Linked DNA regions of Homo sapiens: all the other regions are linked to region 2. A link is a contact called in ENCODE Hi-C or POLR2A ChIA-PET data. All regions are on one chromosome and are shown on one strand. The core of a region is the stretch at or near the end of the contact, and the rest is flanking DNA. Distances in the headings are between cores, read along the strand shown.

Region 1 (3,338 bases), core at 63-2,562, 1.1 Mb after region 2:
ACATTCAGATAATTTCCATCAGGGCAAGAATTTTTTTTTTTTTTTTTCTTTTTGAGATGGAGTCTCTCTGTGTCCCCCAGCTTGGAATGCAGTGGTGCAATCTCAGCTCACTGCAACCTCTGCCTCCTAGGTTCAAGCAATTCCCCCACCTTGGCCTCCTGAGTAGCTGGGATTACAGGCACAATGCCGCCATGCCCGGCTAATTTTTGTATTTTTAGTAGAGATGGGGTTTCATCATGTTGGCCAGGCTGGTCTCGAACTCCTGACCTCAGGTGATCAGCCCGCCTCGGCCTCCTAAAGTGCTGGGATTACAGGTGTGAGCCACCATACCTGGCCAGGGCAGCCATTTTTGACAGTTTTATTTTCTACTGCTTTATACCAAGCTCCTGGCACACAGTACATATTCAATAAATATCAGTTCAATAATGAATTATGTCATTTAATCCTTACTGTAATCTTATGATGCCGGTACCAGAACTGTCCTCATTTTACATTGAGGAAATTAAAGCTCAGAGGTCACACAGCTAGTAGGATGGAGTCAGGACTGGATCTCTCCAAAGCCCCTATACTCTTTGTTATGCAAATTGGTCCCTACCCGAAGGCAGGAGAGTGGACCAGGTGGTCTTTGTAAGTCCCTTCCGACTCAGAGATCCAGGTCCATGTACAAAATCCACAGACAGGCAAGGCTTAATGGTGTAAAAGGGTCTGTATTTTCCTAAAGATAAGACCTCTGTAAACACCAGCACCTTGGCCTCTTGAAAATTTTGCATAGCCTATTTAGGTCACCTGTATTCTGTGAGCTTGAATCATTACGCCCATCCCACCCATCCATAAAACACAGTTCTCTGTGTTTCACCTGCTTGGCAATAAAGCCCCGAGCTGCAGGAGCTCAACCTTAAGACTGCAAAACAGCCAGCTGAATACACAGCCTGAGGCCTCATACAAGAATTGTCCAAGATTGAAGTATATTAGAAACTACACAAAAAGTACAAAAAATAAATGAGTCTTTAGTTTCTCCCCTTTCAGAATGACTCTGGGAGATCAGGACCTCCTTCCCTGGGGTCTGCTGGGGATCTGGACAGAGCCGACATCTCCTGTCTACACCTGCCATGGTCAAGCAAGGAGATGTGCTGGCCAGAGTGTGTGTGTCAAGACGGGTGGGAGTGGGACATTCTGTAAATATGCCCCTTTCTTGTGCCAACCAAATGCAGCCTTTCCCAGCTTTCAGAAGACCAGTTCTGGGGACCCAAGAGGCCTATAGAACAACAAAACAAACAGCGAGCTTGGCGGCGGGAGCCCGGGCAGGGAGCCAAACTCATTACTAGGGATGTGGTGGTGAGCTCCCTGAACCACCACCCCACCCCTTCCATGCAGGCTCTGGGGAAGGGGAGAGGGTCTCTACTCCCCACCACCCCAGTGTCCAGCATTGCTGAGACGCCTGGGCGAGTTAGGGTATCAGATGGGCGGTCTCAGGTCCCAGGAGAGCCACTAAGTCTCTTAGATGTGGACCTGCAGCTCCGGCTGTTTACTCAATCAAGGGTTCATACTGAGAGACAAGTGAATCATTTCCACTCAGAGGAATGAGTGGCTATTGTTTGGTGGGGCTGGCACAGAGAGAAAGGCATGTTTCTCAGCTTTTCATCCAACTTGGCCTTCCATCCGCCAAGGCAACTCCACCCCACGAGAGGAGCCAAGTAACAGGTTAGTGTGTTTGGGGAGAAAGTCTAAATGCCAATGTCAATATTGGCATTGGAGGGTGGGGGTGAGCATATAACCTTGGGCAAGACATTTAGTATAGCTACAGCTCAGTTTCCTACATCTGTAAAATGGGGTAAAGATGCAGGGGCGATCAGCACCCTCAGTTGAAGTATTTGAGGAAGATGAAAAGAACCACGGAAACGTATCTTGTAAACAGTCAGTGTTATCAAATAACTGAGTAATAACCCCAGGGCTGAGGAGAGTTAATACTTTGGTGCTCCTGATGGATTCTTTCCAATGCCTAAGCTGCTACTGCAAGAAGCTCACAGTTTTCCTGGCTTTGCTTAGTAAATCGTTTGTGCGATTACAAAGAGAAGAATAGAATTGGGACGTCAGGGCTTCCTGTGGGCTGGGGACTGGAGACCTTGGGTTGGTATGTCCCTTAGGGAAAGGCAGAAAGAATTTTCCTTTAAGAATTTCACAGGCATTTCAGCAGCCACCATTAGCTAATGGGAAAGAAGGTAGTGCCAGAATAGGCCGGGGCCCTCCCCAGAGCTTGGAAAGTCTCTGAGGATTTGCAAAAACATCCCAAGAGTCATACAGAGACTGGTGGGGGAAGCAGTGGTTCCCTGGGCATTCTTTCCTGCTTCCCCTGTTATACACAAGCCTGCATCTGATCCAGGTGAAGCAGATGGCTGTCTGTACTATTCTGGGGCCCTCCAGGCAACAGTGTAAATGCTGTCCCCTTCCTCCAGCCAACATTTCTGAGATTACCACCCCACCCTCTTCCAGATGTTGTTAACCAGAAAACAAACTCCTTTCCTGTTACCCACCAGAAGTTGTCCTGTTTCCTTGACTCCTCATGCCACTGCCACGCCAACCCTCCTCCTCCCCTCACTGACCTACCCAACACATCATACCTTCCTTCCTTCGCAACCAACCACATCAACAGGAGTCACCGTTGGTGTCTGATTCTATTTCAATTCGTACAAATAGATGTCTGGCATAGAATAGGCACCCAATACATTTGAGATCACTTTCATGAGCACCTAATGTGTATCTGGCAGTGGGGATGGCGTGATGAATGTGAAAAGGAAGGCCCCTGCCCTCAAAGATCTGTGAATCTCAAGGGAGGTAGACACCTTAACAGCTGCTCCCTTGCCAGATGCTGTGGGGTCTAGGAGGGTGCCATGCATAGTGGTTGAAGGGACAGAATAAAGGACATGTCACAATGCTTGAGCAGCAGAAGAGGTTTCTGGTGGGGATGGAAAAGAGAGCCAGCAGCATCTGCTGCTGTTTAAGGTCCCTGGGACTAAGAGGCTAGAGAGCCTCGGCAAAACACTACCCCCCAGCTTCTGTGAGGAGCCCTGCAGGGATGTGAAACCTGGGTTGAGGCGGCAGTTTAGCAGCTGCAAATGGAAGGAAGAAACCAAAGGAACTTCACCCTAACCCAAGATAGTCCTTCCTTCCATTGTCCTGGCATCTTTCACTTGCTCAGCTTGACTTCTTCCCTCTTTTGCCCCATGGCATGAGCTTGATTTGCCTCCTGTCTCCGCCCTGAAACCTGGAAAATCATGTAAAATGAGTTTCCAGTTCCTGTTGCCACTCTTCCTCCATCTCCATCTGCTTTGGTGTTTGCA
Region 2 (3,239 bases), core at 413-2,912:
GGTGGTGGCAGTGTAAGGAGGAGTCGTGTAACGCGTGTCATCAGATTCCAGTTCAGTTCCTGGGCATACAAATATGAAGACTTCATTCCTGCCTTCATTGTAACAAGTATTCATTGCAGTTGGGAGACAGGGTGGGGTGTGAGACACACAGCCACTGAATTTCAAAGCAACGTGATAATGCTAGATTATCTGTACCTTTTCAAACGTGTATGCCTAGAACCCAGGACTGTGCCTCGCAAATAAAAAGTGTTCAACAAATACTGGCTGAATGAATAAAGACAGAGTTGTATAGACATAGAGAGGGCAACTAGAGCACTCTGGGAGTTGTAAAAAGCCTTAAAGAGGAGATAACTGTTTGAACTTTTGGAAGAATTAGTTTAATTCCCAGGCGAAGGAGGAATAAAGACATCCCTGAATTTATATCTCTCTTTTCCAAGAAATCCATACTCATTGTTCTTTATCCAGCCGGGATTCAGACAGCAAGTCCCACTTGCCAAGAGTGGGTTTATCAAGCATCAAACGGGCCCGCTGGGGCAACTATGAAAAGTGTAGTTCACTTGGTGCAAACTCACCTCCACTGTAAAAGACTTTGCTTCTGAATAAATTATATGTAATGTTTCCATCTTTTCACATCTTTCATGACTCAATTTTTTTTTGCTGGTGCAATTTTCCTCCTTGGTTCTTCAAGACGACTGCAACGGATGATACAGCCTGGGTTAGGGGGTAGGTAGGAGGGAAGGTAGGAGTGGTTAGAAGTCCACCGGGGTGGCCGGGCGCAGTGGCTCACACCTGTAATCCCAGCACTTTGGGAGGCCGAGGCGGGTGAATCACCCGAGGTCAGAAGTTCGAGACCAGCCTCATCAATATGGAGAAACCCCGTCTCTACTAAAAATACAAAATTAGCTGGGCGTGGTGGTCCATGCCTTTAATTCTAGATACTGGGAGGCAGGAGAATCGCTTGAACACGGGAGGCAAAAGTTGCGGTGCCAAGGTCGTGCCATTGCACTCCAGCCTGGGCAACAAGAGCAAAACTCCATCTCAAAAAACAAAAACCAAACCAAACCAAAACAAAAAAAACTCCAATGGGGTGTATGGGTGGGTCCAGGGAAGCTTCTGGTTCAACGATGAGAGTGGTTGATTTTCTTAGGTCACAGCGTCTGACCTGTGGAGCCGGGTATGTATACACCCTAAGGCATAATTAGCTCAAGTGTTGTGGTAGTTTATTCTAGCAAAAACATCTTTAAAGCTTACGTTCCCATTTATGGATCTAATGAGGTTCTGCTGGGATTCAGGAATGAGAGCGTTAATCTTTGCAGCATTTTCTCGTCACCCGGCACACCCGCTCTCAAGACGCCTACCGAATAGTCTACTCTCGCGAGAGTCAGAAAAAAGTCAAGCTTTTTATTAACACCGCCCCCAGCCCTATTAGTTACCAAGCAACAGTGCCACCAGGCTCCTCGGCGCTGGGAAACTCAGGAGCTTGTGATCTCTCTGGTTCCGACTTCCAGCCGCCTTCCCGAGCCAGTTAGGCGATTGCGACCCTGCCCCGCCCCCTGGGTCCTGCAGGCGCCCGATTGGTGGATGATTCTCTCCAGGTGAGGACCTACGCGCGAGGGGGCGGGGCCAGACGGGCTCACATGATTTGCCGGCGACTGTAGCGCCGGTCCCGGCCACAAGCTGTCGGCTCGGTTCGGTCGCGTTACAGGGCAGGCGCCGGGGCCAAGGCAGGGAGGGATCTTAGGAGAGATCGTAGGGTGAGCCACAGCTGCGCAGCCCCGGGTAGGGTCTAGCGGGGCGGGATGTGGGGGCTGCGTGCCCCCGGATGAAGTGCGGGGAGAGGTGCTGGTCCCCAGGCATGGCAGGCAGCGCGGACGTTCTGGGACCGGGAGCCACAGTCTGTGTTTGGGTTGGAGGATTTGTGTGGTCAGTAAAGGAATCGTGTAAGGCTCTTGAAGGCGCAGGATCTTCCGTCCTCACCAGCCCCCTGTTGTCTGAATTGGGGGCATGAGCTCAGGACTTTCCCACTCCAGTTTGAATCAGGGCTTACCCCTCTTCCTGAGGTGACCTTGGGGAAGTCATTTACCACCTCAGCGCTCCGGCGTTCTTTAGACTGAGTCCCGGGGGTAACTAGGGAGAGGGTGCGGAGCAGGGCTTGAGAATGCACTAGAGGAGAAATGACGACGTGCTAGGGCTGTCTTGGGGTCCAGTTACTGTTTTTCCTTCAGGGAATATGTTCGAGATTTTCCCACGTCCCTCACTTTTTTCTTTTCTTTCTTTCTTTTTCATTTTTCATTTTTTTTTTTTTTTTTTTTGACAGAGTCTCGCTCTGTCGCTAGGCTGGAGTGCAGTGGCGGGATCTTGGCTCACTGCAACCTCCGCCTCCCGGGTTCAAGCGATTCTCCTGCCTCAGCCTCCCGAGTAGCTGGGACTACAGGCGCGCACCACCAGGCCCGGCTAATTTTTGTATTTTTAGTAGAGACGAGGTTTCACCATGTTGGCCAGGATGGTCTCTATCTCTTGACCTCTTGATCCGCCCGCCTCAGCCTCCCCAAGTGTTGGAATTCCAGGAGTGAGCCACCGTGCCCGGCCTCACTGTTTGCAAAACTGAGTCCTACCGTTAGATTGGAGTTAATTTCCTGGTAATGTACTTCGTCTATACATAACCCACCCCACCCCAACTGCTGCCACTACTCTGCCCAGATTCTTAAAACTAGAATCTGAGGTCATGAAACCTTGAGCAGGACACTTAATTCGATGAATCTCAAATTTTCAATCTGTAAAATGAGAAGAAATAATGGTGGCAAAATCTGCCTAATTACAAGATTATTGTTAGGACTGAAGAAGATAACGTCTGTAAATGTAGACTCGTAAGTCAGAAGATAAATGTAAGGTTCTAGTGCAACTCTTTTTATAGGTGAGGAAACAGAGGGCTAGAGAAGTAGCTGCTAACTGGGAGAAACAGGACTGAACCTGCCTCTTGGCCCAGGGTGTTTTTACTTATACCACACGGATCCAATGCACTGACTTTTTTTAAGTTATGTCTTCTTTCTTCCCCTTCCCTTTTTTACATTCTACTTCTCTGTTTCAGACATCTGAAGAGCTGCCATGTCTGGGGCATCTTCCTCAGAACAGAACAACAACAGCTATGAAACCAAAACCCCAAATCTTCGAATGTCAGAGAAGAAATGTTGTGAGTTCTGGCAGAGAGGAGGGACTGCTCTCTCTCAGCATTTTATCTT
Region 3 (3,051 bases), core at 252-2,751, 1.3 Mb before region 2:
AGACAGAACGGTGTAGAACAAAACCCTTGCCAGGGTCCCAAACCTCTCTTTAGAACTCTAATTAAAGGTACTTCCGTTTCCCACACAACTTGGAATGAAGGGGAAGCAACGACTGTTAAAACATTTAAAAACTAAGCCTTTATCTATTTATTTAGAAAACACACTATGCAAAGAAGCCAATTCCTTACATTAAAAATATTTATTTGCAACAGCTCTCCTTTTTAAGGCCTCAACAGATTGGACTAAACCACACCCCTCCATAAATGGCACATTCCATACAATAGCCTGGAGAATGGCATAGGACGATTCCACCGACAGCTGGGGGAATAGCAAACTTGTTGAAATTCCGAGAATGAAGTCTGATGGTTACCCGAACCTAGCCCTTTTATTACTAAAGTCACTCGGGGACAAGAGGGTTACAAAAATATCCCGAGACGCGTACGCGGGTGAGAGTGGAACGAGAACCACACGGGATTTGGGCCGTGCTGTTAACCCGCACCTCCCTGAGTACGGACATTTCCCCGAGGAAGGACATTTCTAGTCGGAGAGAAAGAGCGAACTTTGGGGTTAACTCTCTCAAAACTCTGAGGTGGGGAGAGAGGCAGCAGCCCATTATTTTCCAGGATCCAGTCCCGAACTCTCACTTTTGCCCGGGGGGAAAAAAACGGGTCCCGCCCACGCTCGGCCCGATCCGGGAGGCGGGGCCTGCAGCGACCCCGAAGGACAGAGGCGGGGCCGGTTGGCAGTGCTGCCCCTCCCCCTTTGCCAGGAACACCCCCGTCCGCTACAGAGAGGGCTCAGGGCCCCCACCCCCGCGCCAGTCGCTGGGGGAAGGGGCAATACGGGTGCCTCCGCCCCTCCTCGCTGAAGGTGGGGAGTGGAGCTCGAGTCCGCCCGCCTCCCCGCGCTGGCTCCAAGGGGACGGCCCCGAGGAGGTGGGGCCTCTTGGGGGCGCTGACTTCACACCCCTCCCCCTCCGGCCGCTGGCGGCTCAGGGACACCCCGCCCGCTCTAGTGCGGTGGGTGGGGGAGGCAGCTGAGCAGACCGGAGCCCTGCAGCGGCGCGGGGCGGGGAGGGGCGCGCGCACGGGCGCGCAGCCACCACCCCCGCGCGCCAGCAGGGCCCCCCACGCTCAAGGGTGCGCGCGGGCCCCGAAAGGGAGGAGGCCGCGCGCGGCACCGGGGATGGCGGACTCTAGCCTTCTGTCCCCCACTCTTTTCACCACTCGCCCCCATCCCCCTCCAACCCGCTCCAGGCCTCAGACTCCGCACTGACCTGACAGGCCGCGACATGTTCGCTGTCGAAACAGGACCGAGTCGAGAAGCCAAAGACCAGGACCCCCCCCACCCCGCGCGCTCGGCGCCCCACCCCCCCCGAACTTCAGCCGATGGGACCGCTGCTGCCGAACCCCGAGCTGCTGGCTTCTCAAACTCCGCTGCTCTTTGGTTCAGGGCTCCTGGAACAGACGAGCCCCCCGCTCCCCCGTCTCTTCAAAATGGATGAATCAAACCAGCCGAAAATGCGCCAAAGCCGCCGTGCAACCAAACCCACTAGGGTTTGTGCGCTCCTCCCCAACACGCCTGCTCATTGGAGACTTCTGCCAGATGCGCCCAGATCATTAGTCCGTTTGAATCATCACGTCTTCCAGGCCCCGCCCTGCTCTCTGATAGGCTCCACCTTCACCGTGGGGGTCCTGTTAGTCAAGATGCTCTGAGAGCGCACGGCCGCAAAACAAAAATGGTCGCTGCTTAGCCCGCCCCCTGGTTTCCACTCCAGAGTTGCAGATTCGTCTGGGGTCGTATCTTAGAAAGACTAGAAAAAAAGATTTATGTAGGGTTCAGCGTTGCTCAGTGTTAGTTTAATGGTGTTTCATCTCGTCTGCCTTGATCACCTTGAAAATCCTCTAATAGCAAAACCCGTGGGAGAGGCAGCAGATTCGTCACTGCGGGGCTGCTACAGAATTGGAGGGAAATTCCTTAGGTTCAAAAAATTTGACCTTAAACCTACAAGCCCCTTACCCTGGCTTCGGCATTAACCCTCAGGGACCAAATGAGGCTGCTGGAGTAGAGAGGCAGGATCATAATCAAGGAATATCTTCACCCCCAATTACCATTCTCCATTCTGGACCTTGAGATCCACTTCAGGGTCATTAAAGTCCCAGTCTGGTGCATTACTATTTTAAGAAAAGAGTCAGGTGTACAATAACTAAGAGCATGAGCTCAGGGGCCACAAGGTATTTCAGGTGGAATCCCAGGTCCACTACTTAATGGTGGTATAACTTTCCTTCTCTGTGCCTCAGTTTTCTCATCTGTAAAATGGGAAACAAGGGTACCTAACTGCATAGGCTTATTAGTATTAAATGAGTTGATATATCTATCAAAAGTCTTTAGGATAGTCTCTGGCTCACAGTAAGTGCTACGTAAGTGTTAAATCCAAGTTTTAAAAGATGATTCCGTCCCTGGGTAGAGATGGGTGGAGCTGGCTCAAGACCCTATGAATTCTATTGATTTACCCTTGCACTTTGAAAAACAAAACAAAGACTCTTCGAAGTCATATAACTGAAAGTAACGCACATCATTTCACTTAAATCCGTGAGCATTTGTTGGATGCCTAATACTCTCAAAGGCAGAGCTCAGGATTCCTATGTGAATGGCTAAGGCTGAGTCTGCTATCGAAAATAGACGTCAATCCCTGTCACAGTCAAAGCGATCATTTTTGTTTGGTGGCTGTGCGCTCTCAGAGCATCTTGACTAACAGGACCCCACGGTGAAGGTGGGGCCTATCAGAGAGTAGGGTGGGGCCTGGAAGACGTGATGATTCAAACGGACTAATGATCTGGGCGCATCTGGCAGAAGTCTCCAATGAGCAGTCAGTTAACAACCAATTGAAGATACACTTTCCAAACAACAACAACAAAAAACACACCACATCTGCCTCCTGAAAGTCTCCCTTTGTAAAATCTGGCTTCCCAAAAAGAAGAGAATAGCACAGTCCACCAGTGAAGCATTAAACAAATTAATATCTTTTGTCTCTTCCATGTCATTCCACCC

The links. Hi-C counts contacts between places; a loop is a spot of excess contacts on that map. ChIA-PET counts read pairs that join two places held with the same protein, here RNA polymerase II (POLR2A). Pooled maps may share reads with other maps.
Region 1: a loop to region 2 is called in a map of ascending aorta, with 5 times the contacts of the local background. The contact joins the enhancer-like site here to the promoter of PFKFB2 in region 2. A Hi-C loop is called at or near these places in 1 of 168 maps with a recorded cell type or tissue (ascending aorta). POLR2A ChIA-PET finds 5 or more read pairs at or near these places in 1 of 52 experiments (activated naive CD4-positive, alpha-beta T cell).
Region 3: a map of CD8-positive, alpha-beta T cell shows a loop between it and region 2 (10-fold over the local background). The contact joins the promoter of NUCKS1 here to the promoter of PFKFB2 in region 2. A Hi-C loop is called at or near these places in 1 of 168 maps with a recorded cell type or tissue (CD8-positive, alpha-beta T cell) and 7 of 50 pooled maps. POLR2A ChIA-PET finds 5 or more read pairs at or near these places in 1 of 52 experiments (PC-9).

The regions. Positions count from the first base shown.
Region 1 is chr1:208,201,944-208,205,281 of GRCh38, forward strand. All of the region lies in intron 3 of PLXNA2 (plexin A2), which reads right to left. Among named protein-coding and RNA genes, the nearest start is that of PLXNA2, 41 kb to the right of the region's middle. Within about 2 kb of position 1,313, at least 22 of the 41 ENCODE cell types and tissues checked have a DNase peak (open chromatin) inside an H3K27ac peak, as active enhancers do; they include ascending aorta, where a contact is called at or near this core.
Region 2 is chr1:207,051,613-207,054,851 of GRCh38, forward strand. PFKFB2 (6-phosphofructo-2-kinase/fructose-2,6-biphosphatase 2) reads left to right here and starts at 1,663. Exons shown (of 15, transcript NM_006212.2): 1 at 1,663-1,754; 2 at 3,089-3,190. The coding sequence starts at 3,106. It also overlaps a transcript of YOD1 not described here. RefSeq lists an enhancer at 954-1,593.
Region 3 is chr1:205,748,681-205,751,731 of GRCh38, forward strand. It overlaps NUCKS1 (nuclear casein kinase and cyclin dependent kinase substrate 1), which reads right to left and starts at 1,502. Exons shown (of 7, transcript NM_022731.5): 1 at 1,277-1,502. The coding sequence starts at 1,293. RefSeq lists a silencer at 676-1,275 and an enhancer at 1,696-1,945.